2 separate regions of the Homo sapiens genome follow, and region 1 is linked to region 2. The links are chromatin contacts, found by Hi-C or POLR2A ChIA-PET in ENCODE. All regions are on one chromosome and are shown on one strand. Each heading gives the region's core, a stretch centred on a gene start or an enhancer-like site at or near the end of the contact. The rest is flanking DNA. Distances are from core to core; before and after follow the strand shown. Region 1 has its middle 31 kb from the start of LINC03140. Region 2 has its middle 83 kb from the start of LINC03140.

Evidence for each region. A loop is a pair of places that touch in the nucleus more often than their neighbours do. ChIA-PET counts read pairs that join two places held with the same protein, here RNA polymerase II (POLR2A). Pooled maps may share reads with other maps.
Region 1: a loop to region 2 is called in a map of ovary, with 3 times the contacts of the local background. The contact joins two enhancer-like sites. A Hi-C loop is called at or near these places in 2 of 168 maps with a recorded cell type or tissue (ovary and prostate gland) and 4 of 50 pooled maps. POLR2A ChIA-PET finds 5 or more read pairs at or near these places in 3 of 52 experiments (AG04450, MCF 10A and WTC11).

What each region holds. Positions count from the first base shown.
Region 1 is chr4:128,599,422-128,604,097 of GRCh38, forward strand. No RefSeq gene overlaps it. Among named protein-coding and RNA genes, the nearest start is that of LINC03140, 31 kb to the left of the region's middle. Within about 2 kb of position 2,075, at least 24 of the 41 ENCODE cell types and tissues checked have a DNase peak (open chromatin) inside an H3K27ac peak, as active enhancers do; they include prostate gland, where a contact is called at or near this core.
Region 2 is chr4:128,650,998-128,655,363 of GRCh38, forward strand. No RefSeq gene overlaps it. Among named protein-coding and RNA genes, the nearest start is that of LINC03140, 83 kb to the left of the region's middle. RefSeq lists an enhancer at 1,565-2,064. Within about 2 kb of position 2,663, at least 9 of the 41 ENCODE cell types and tissues checked have a DNase peak (open chromatin) inside an H3K27ac peak, as active enhancers do; they include prostate gland, where a contact is called at or near this core.

The DNA of each region.
Region 1 (4,676 bases), core at 825-3,324, 52 kb before region 2:
ATGTTCAGTTTACTCATCTGTCTCCTCCTGTGAGGAGATGCACTCCTCACCTCCTTTGATGGTGCACTCCTAAGGGCGGGAATCATGCCTTCTTGATCTCGACACTCCAGTATTTAGTTCAGGGTCTGGCACAGTCAATAGGGATAGTGAAACCTAACTACATAGGCCCACATAACCATGTGTTACATTGGCTGGAGTTCCCAGTAATTATACAGCCCCTTACCAATCCTCCCACCTCTCTCCCCACCTCGCAGATACCTGATATTGAGGTGACAGCTGCAAGAAGTCTGGGTGTAGTTCATTTACCTCCCCACCCCCATAATTGGGGAGAACAGGCCAGAATGTGTGGGAGCCTCACCTCGTGAATTGTATGAGGCACTAACTGAAAATAAAGCCAAGAGGCTGCAATCCTTTTCCTTCACAGCTTTCCTTACAGAGTCTCTCCCTGTCTTTCTACTTCTCTCTCTACTCTTCTCATTCCAGCTCATCTGTTTTGTTTTGTTTTCCGACTCTCCACTTCCTGTGTCCTATTTCCACTTTTGGAAGCCTGTTTTTAGACACAAGCCTTTCATTTGCCTTTACTCAAAGGTTTTCTGAAGACTCACTATCTCTAAGAAAATAACCTTGAACCATAATCTCACAATTGAGGTTGAGCCAACGTTTGTCACCACTCCCCATCTTACATGGGTCCAGTTCATACAGGACCTCAATACATAAGAGCTTCTGTAAAACAGTCAATCCTGGGGCCCTCAGTGTGGAGTGATAGGCTTTCGAGGAAAGTGTCAGAAATCACCAGAAGTCAAAGCTGTGTACCCAATTGTCCTGATTTTCCTCAATAAGTCAATAGCTTGCAAAGCTTTCCAATGAGAAACAAAGAAACTTTCTTCCCCCCACCCCTCCCCACCCCTGCTCATGCTTAAAAAATAGTTATTTTTCTTTTTCTGGAAAATCTTACTAGTAATCTCTTTAGGTTGCATCCCCTACTATTCCATCTGAACACACTGGCTTTCCACATGTTGCAGGATTGGGACAGCCTGGCAGTGACCCAGGAACACAAAGGGGCAAGTAAAGTGGGGTGCAATTTCATTACTGACCACTCTTCTCTAGGGGCCACTGCACACTTACCCTCCTCTGTGCTGCAGTTTGCAGAGCCTGAGGTCCAAGCAAAAGAAGCATTGTCTCACAGCTGTAAAGCATGAATTGTGTTTGTGGATTGCATTGCCCTGCTTCTTGCTCGTGCTTGTTCTTGTTTTCCTGGCACAAGTGCCTTTGCTCCTAGAATGGCCGCTTATCTCGGCTGACTGCTATTTGCTAACAATGGGCTCACTGGGTTGTTTTGAAAAGTCACATGAAGTTTATAATTCTGTCTGATGCTACCTTGGACTTATGTGTGCTAAATAAGCCTCAAACACCAAAACTGCCTTAAAACCTAAACTAAGCTCAACGAATGACTTCTTCTCAGGTATGCAGGCACCGGAAGGAACCCATACACCCTGCCCAGCTAATTCTACACCTCTTGTCTGTGTTGCTCTTCCACAGTACTGCTAGTTAGACCTTGCACTCTTCTCCATCTTGAGGCATTTGGTTCCCTCTACTTGCCCAGTGGCGCTCAGAATTTCTTGTGGAGCAGCTCAGGTGGTGAGGGAGGGAGGCACGGACACTGCCCCCCATGTCTCTGCAGGACGGTGGGGAACTGAGGGGTCCCTGACCAGCTGCCTCTCACGGCTTGATGTGTCACCTGATGGCTTCTCCCCTGGCTCGCACTGTGGGCCCACACTGTTTGCCAATCTGCCTTTCTTCCTGCCGGTGCTTTTGCTGGGGGAGAACCACAACCATCTCCAGTGCTGTTTTACAGCCTCCCACCACTCCACAGAGCCTCTGAAGAGCATACCTGAAGCCTTGATTCTGTCCACCTGATTCCCCTGAAGCTCACCAAAAAGGGAGCTGCTTGTTTATCCTGCTGTCAGCCATTTCCCATCAACGTCTGGCCCAGCGAGCTGTGTTGGGGCCAGCACTGCTTTAGTACCAATAGTCTGGCCCTCTTCCAGGTACTCATTGCTAGCGAATTCATCTTGCTCTTGAATGCGAAGTATGAGTCAGAGGTAATGCTGATGAAACCTCCGGCAGGTCAGGACAACAAGGGCAGACCCAAGCCACGGGGGGTGAGGTGGGGGGAGAGTGGGCCAGAACTCTGCTCTGCAGAGCTGTGGTTTGTCCTGAAGTCTGGTGCTGTGTTAGTGCAAACAACATCAAATGCAATTCAATTACAACTGTGTACTCATCACTGGGCCGGGCTGTCAGAGGCACAGAAGTATACGTTAGTTTCTGTAGGAGTTATGGCCAGCAGCCCAGCTTCTTAACTGGATTTAGTTTGAAAATAAATGCCTCACTGGACAGTGACACTTCTCAACTCTTTCAGGGAAGAAAATTTTTGCTTCTGGTAGGCTGATGTGTGACTTTAATAATCTTATCATTAGTCCTGAGTCGGGGGCTTGTCATTCAAAGTTGTCTTTCATCTTTTGTGTATGTTGTTTTCAGACAGTGGCAGCTGAAGAATGACTGTATCAGGGACATTCAATGATGCCCATATTTTGAGAGGTTAAATTTCCTAGAAACCAGCTTCTAGTCTTTGTGTGTCCTGGCTTGTGCTCTTTAAAGAGACTGAAAAAAGCATGTTCTACAAAATCCTGTCTTGCTCCATGGTAATGAGGTCAGACAGACCTCCCCAGGAGCCTGACTGGAGCTACTATACAACTGTGGGGTGGCCTTGGAAACTTGGAGACATTTGGGGCGTGCTGAGTCACTGCTGCAGCTCAGGCCCAGGGCTCCTGTCACCACTTTGGGGAGCTGGTGGTACAATAGAGATATCACTGTGGTGGGGCCTGGAATGAGGGCCTGTCATGGGACAGGGCACTGTAAAGAGAACAGTAAGTAGTTTTTAGTTATTTCTTATTAGAAGGAATTTCCTAATGGAAAATGCTCCTCCATTAATAGGATTTTCTCTGTACAGAAATTTATTGCTTATGACTATTGGGGTCAATTCCCATTGGCATCTGAGAGCTGGAAAATGACAGCTGTCATCACAAGTTTTCTGAGAAAAAAGTATGTTTTTTTCCTATGTTGGTCAGAAGCCAACCAATTCATTGCCAACCAATAAAGGTACAGCCAAAGGGAAAAAGAATTATTAAGAGTTTTAATTGCCCCTGAAATTCCAGATAGAAAATTTTACATTCAGTTACACCTGATGTAGCAGAAAACTCCAAGGGACTATCTAAGTTCTTTGGCCAAACCAGATTTGGTTTATTTAACATTGTCTAGAATGGATCATTGGCTGGGACTTGTACATATGTTTGTTATATGGGGATTTTCTCAGTTAAACTCAGATGGAAACTAAGACGAAACATATATATATGTGTATTTATGTCTATTTATATTTATATGAGTCTGGTGTATTAATCATAGGGTACTAAATTATTTTCAAAGACACAAACTATGTGAGGGTGTATTTTAACTAGCATGTGAAATGCAAAAATATTTTCTGGGTATGCTGGCACTTTATACCAAAAGGATGCAAAATTTAGCGTAAGAAAATAGTAAATTAGTAAACTAAGTGAGGTGAAAAATGTTGATCAGCTACAGAAAAAGGTCAGCAGTTCAAACTGTGGAATCTGGGTTATTTCTTTTTCACTGCCCAAGATTGTTATATACTCAGAGTTTTCCCCACATTATAAAGCATTGATAACTTTTCAATTTGTTACTACCCACTGGAGTATAATGTAAATTCTTGTGTGTGTTTTAATAATTCCTTGGAAACCATCCCTTGAATTGCTATTCATAGGATAAGAAGGAATTACTTGCTATGCTCCACATGTTTTTCATTAGGACTAAGATCAAGAAAATACATACATATCTATATATGTATGTGTGTGTGTGTGTGTGTATGTATGTGCACACACACACCAAGGGCTGGAAGATTTCTGGATCAGTTCAGATTTTGATAAGAGGAGACAGAAGAAGAATAGAGAAATGTAGGATGAAGGCCGGGCATGATGGCTCACGCCTGTAATCCCAGCACTTTGGGAGGCCAAGGTGGGCAGATCACTTGAGGCAGGAGTTTGAGACCAGCCTGACCAACATGGTAAAACCCCATCAATACTAAGAATACAAAAATTAGCCAGGTGTGGTGGCATGGGCATGGTGGCATAGTCCCAGCTACTTGGGAAGCTGAGGCAGGATAGTTGTTTGAACCCAGGAGGCGGAGGCTGCAGTGAGCCAAAATCACACCGCTGCACTCCATTCTGGGTGACAGAGTCTAAAAAAAAAAAAAATATGTAGGATGATAGTGGCAGTGGTGGTGGAAGCCACACCTGATATCGCAACAGCAGACTGCTTCATGGGATGGCATGCAGAGGTAGTCTTTGATTTTAGTTTATATCTGGAAGAAGAATTTTACACACTTTCAAATAGAAGGCAGCATTCACCAATCCAGTGCTGGGGTTAGCAAAAAGAGATCTGATCCTTTGTCTTTTCCGTCTAAGACTATAAGTTGATTCATTCGTTCTTTCAACAAATATTTATTGAGTACCCATTATGCCATAATAGTCTTAGAAATAGCCTGAGCATGGTGGCTCACATTTGTAATCCCAACACTTTAGGAGACCAGGCAGGAGGATGGC
Region 2 (4,366 bases), core at 1,413-3,912:
CTGTTACCCAAAATACCACCAATAATGAGACAAAGTGACATGACATGCCCCTGTTATGGTGCGATGTGAAGTACACAAAAATATCACATATTAATATTCTGCCAAAAATATGTGAACTAAATATAATTATGAGGAAAAAACCATACAGTCATAAAATTAAAAATCTTAGGCTTTCTACAAAATAAATGACCTGGGCTTTTCAAAAATAAAAATAAATAAATGTCATGAGGCCAGGCGCGGTGGCTTACGCCTGTAATCCCAGCACTTTGGGAGGCTGAGGCAGGCGGATCACGACATCAGGAGATCCAGACCATCCTGGCTAACACGGTGAAACCCCATCTCTACTAAAAATACAAAAAATTAGCCTGGCATGGTGGTGGGCGCCTGTAGTCCCAGCTACTCGGGAGGCTGAGTAGCTAATGGACCCTAAATGGACTCTAAAATAAAGATATTTTAGAGTCAATTGGGGAAATTTAAACACAGAGTATACATTAGATGATATTAATCAATGTTCAATTTCTCAGATGCAGTAGTGGTTTTGAGGTTACCCAGGAAATTTTCCTTGTTCTTAGAAGATACATTTTTAAGTATTTAATGATGAAGTGTCATGATGTCTGAAATTTATTTTCAAATAGTTCAGCAATAAAATTATACATAGAATATATATATAATGTATATGTGTGTCTAGGCACATGGGTAGAGAGAGTGAGACAGAAAGCAACTGAGGCAATATGTTAACAATTGTTGAATTTAAGTGAAGAATATATACGTATTGTACTATTCTTCCAACTTTTCTGAGGGCTTAAAGTTTTTCAAAATAAAAAATTTGTAGGAGAAAAAAGAATAAAGGATGAAAGAAATGAGGAACAAACTAAACTTCACCTTCTGAATGAATTCAAAAGCCCAAGTAGGTCTTTTCCTGAAATAGGTGAGAAAAATTGGAAAGATAAGCAGAATAAAAAGGCAATAGAATCATAGAATGTCATAAGTTAAAGGGTCTTTAAAGTCCAGTGTGTGGACTAGTTCTGAGAACCGTTTTACAAGAAAAAGCTTTTGGTAAAATAAATAAGGGAAATGCATACTCTGCCTCCCTCTTGGAGCATCGTGGTGAATATTATTAGCACACTAAATTTCTGAATAAAGAAATATGTTTAATTTTGTTTAATGTCACAATTCCTAAACTTATTTGACCATGGAATGCCTTTTTAAAAATATTACTCCTTGAATACACATGTCCATACATACATACCTACAGAGTGGAATAATCGACACTGGAAACTCCAAAAGGTGGGAGGGCAGGAGGGGGGTGAGGGTTGAAAATGTACCTATTGGGTACTACATTCACTATTTGGGTGACAGTTACACTAAAAGCTCAGACTCCGACAGTATGCTATGTGCGCATGTAAGAAATCTGCATTGTACCCTCCAAATATAACAGAGCAAGACTCCGTTTGGAGTCTGGAGTGCAGTGGCGCGATCTCAGCTCACTGCAACCTCCGCCTCCCGGGTTCATGAGATTCTCCTGCCTCAGTCTCCCGAGTAGCTGGGACTACAGGCACCCACTACCACGCCTGGCTAATTTTTGTATTTTTAGTTGAGACGGGGTGGGGTTTTGCCATGTTGGCCAGGTTGGTCTCGAGCTCCTGACCTCAGGAGATCCACCCACTTTGGCCTCCCAAAGTGCTTGGATTAGAGGCATGAGCCACCGTGCCCAGCCAAAAATAATTTTTAAAAAATTACTCCCATTAATTTCCTCAGAAATAATGTTCCTCACAATACACCTAAAGAAACCTTGATCTAGCCCAACATCCTTATTCTGGCAGGTGAAGAAATGGAGGCTCAGACCAGTTGATTTTTTCAAGGTCACAGAGAAAGAGCTCTTGTTGCCCAGGCTGGAATGCAGTGGAGCGACCTCGGCTTACCGCAACCCTTGCCTCCCGGGTTCAAGTGATTCTCCTGCCTCAGCTTCCCGAGTAGCTGGAATTACAGGCATGCACCACCATACCCAGCTAGTTTTTTGTATTTTTAGTAGAGATGGGGTTTCACTACTAAACCCCATCAGGGTTGGTCAGGCTGGTCTCAATCTCCTGATCTCGTGATCCACCCGCCTCGGCCTCCCAAAGTGCTGGGATTACAGGCGTGAGCCACCGCGCCTGGCCCCTGAAAATGTTTCTTATAAAGATCATGCGACTTGAAATATTTAACATCATTTTAACCAACAAAAGCCCCATATTTTCTCCCATTTACAGACGTTCTACATATAGGATCTGTTTTGCAAACATGACGCTGTTGTTTATAACCATGGAGACATATGTTGTTTGCGCTTAATATTGTACTGTATGTGAGAAAATGAAATGCCTTCTATATGTGATGCTAATTCAAATTTTATCTTGTTATATGGACTAAATATTACATGGAATTGTGATAGAATCGCCCTGTCTTAAGTACACTGTTTATTCTAAGAGTTGTGATAGGCTAAGGGGGGAAAAACCCCAAGTTTTATTGCTTTACAAGCCAACCACGTTAAGAGCATACATCTGCTTTAAAACTATACAATTTCTTTTCTAGTGCCCAAGTAGATTTGCTCTGGGCTCAAGCAGTTATTAAACCCCGGCGCTGTCTCTGATAGCTGCAGTTTGCATTCCAAGCATGAGCACAGTGCTGGGGCAGGACAGGCTCGGCTCAGTCAACAGATGTCAACTCCCCTTGTAAACGCAGCTGCTCTGTCTCACAACTGGCAAAGAGAACTGAAGGAGTTCCCTTCCCTTTATGGCTTTTATCTCTCTGGCTAATAGGGGATGATGCTTAAAGGAGGTAATTCTTGAGCAATAAATCCAGACTGCAAATAAAACAAGGGAAGAGGGAGGAAAATCACAATGTAAGAAGTTTCCTTTGTTTACTACGCTTAATTGGGATTCCACACATGAATGAAGAAGAGAAGACGGTCTCTCCCAGGGTGACTGGGAAAGGGAAAAAAAGGTGGGTTCCTCTGTCTGTGTGCTTTTTAATGTGCAAATTAGTCAGAGCCTTTTCCAACCCAGGAAAGCTTACAGTTCTGAGTACAGGGTCAGTGTCTTAGTAGTGCTCAGTAAATATTAATTGAAGGGGATGATGGCTTTAAGGGGTGAGCTTCATTCCATTCTCTCAGGACAGCCCTCCAGCCAAGTACCTAAAGGTCACTCTGCCTCTTGCCTCAAGCATTATCTCAATGACCCCTTTAGTTAATGAGAAAGCTCTCAGTTCTCTTGTTTGCCTTCCAACTCATCTTCAGTTCTTGCCAATTTATTCCGCCTTCTGCACTTAGAGGCCGCTGAGAACAAAGCAGGGATGAATGGCAACAACAGCTGCTGCAGCCCCACTTCTTGGGCACAGTCCTTCACCATGGAGCTCTCCAAACTACCCTCCTTGAGCTGGCATTGAAGAGGAGGGGCTTGAAGGAATAGGCTGGAGAACTGGGTAGGGGCTGCAGCAAGGAACATAGATTGTGTTTTTGTTTCCAGCAACTCACTCCCCATTCTGACAGATTACACAGACTTGTGTGACTGGTGAAGGGTATCCAGGTTCTTGGCATTTTGAACAAAGAATTGGACAAAAATGCACAAACAAAGCAACAAAAGAGAAGCACAGATTTATTGAAATGAAAGTACACTCCACAGAGTGGGAGCAGGCTCGAGCAAGCAGCTCAAGAGCTCTGGTTACAGAATTTTCTGGGATTTAAATACCCTCTAGAGGTTTTTCATTGGTTATTTGGTGTACATCCTGTGTAAATGAAGTAGTGGCCCACGATCAGCCCAATTGGTTAAGGAAAACAATCAATCAGAGGCTGAAGTTAAGTTACAAAGTTGCAACCTATGCAAACGTCTGATTGGTTGTGGAAAGTGACCAATCAGAGGCTGAAATGAAGTTATAGAGTTATACTCCTATGCAAACGAAGACTTGGCCCAAGATCAGTCTGATTGGTTGTGAGGGGGGACCAATCAGAGGTACTTTCAATTTTTCATCTACCATGTGGAAAAGCGGGGAAGGGGGTTGCAAAGGCAGTAGCCTCTCATCCTTTTGTTACTTGGGTGTGGAAAGTCAGGCTTTTCCTTTTGATTTAGTTCTAGGAAGTCAGGGTAAATCAGCCTTAGGTTCCCTGCCTCCAGACCCTATTCTCCTTCTCTTGGAGTACCTCCTATGGGAGAGTCTACAATTTCTGCACCTTTGATGTCAGGCTTGGGCACGTGAGTGACTAGGCCTTGTGGGTGACCTTGACTATGCCTCATCTGTGCCAAATCTTTAAGAGTGATTGTATTCCACCAGCTCTCTTGCTGTTTTCTCTCTGTCATAGGAATGGCATACCCCAAAATGGACTGCTCTTTCAGCC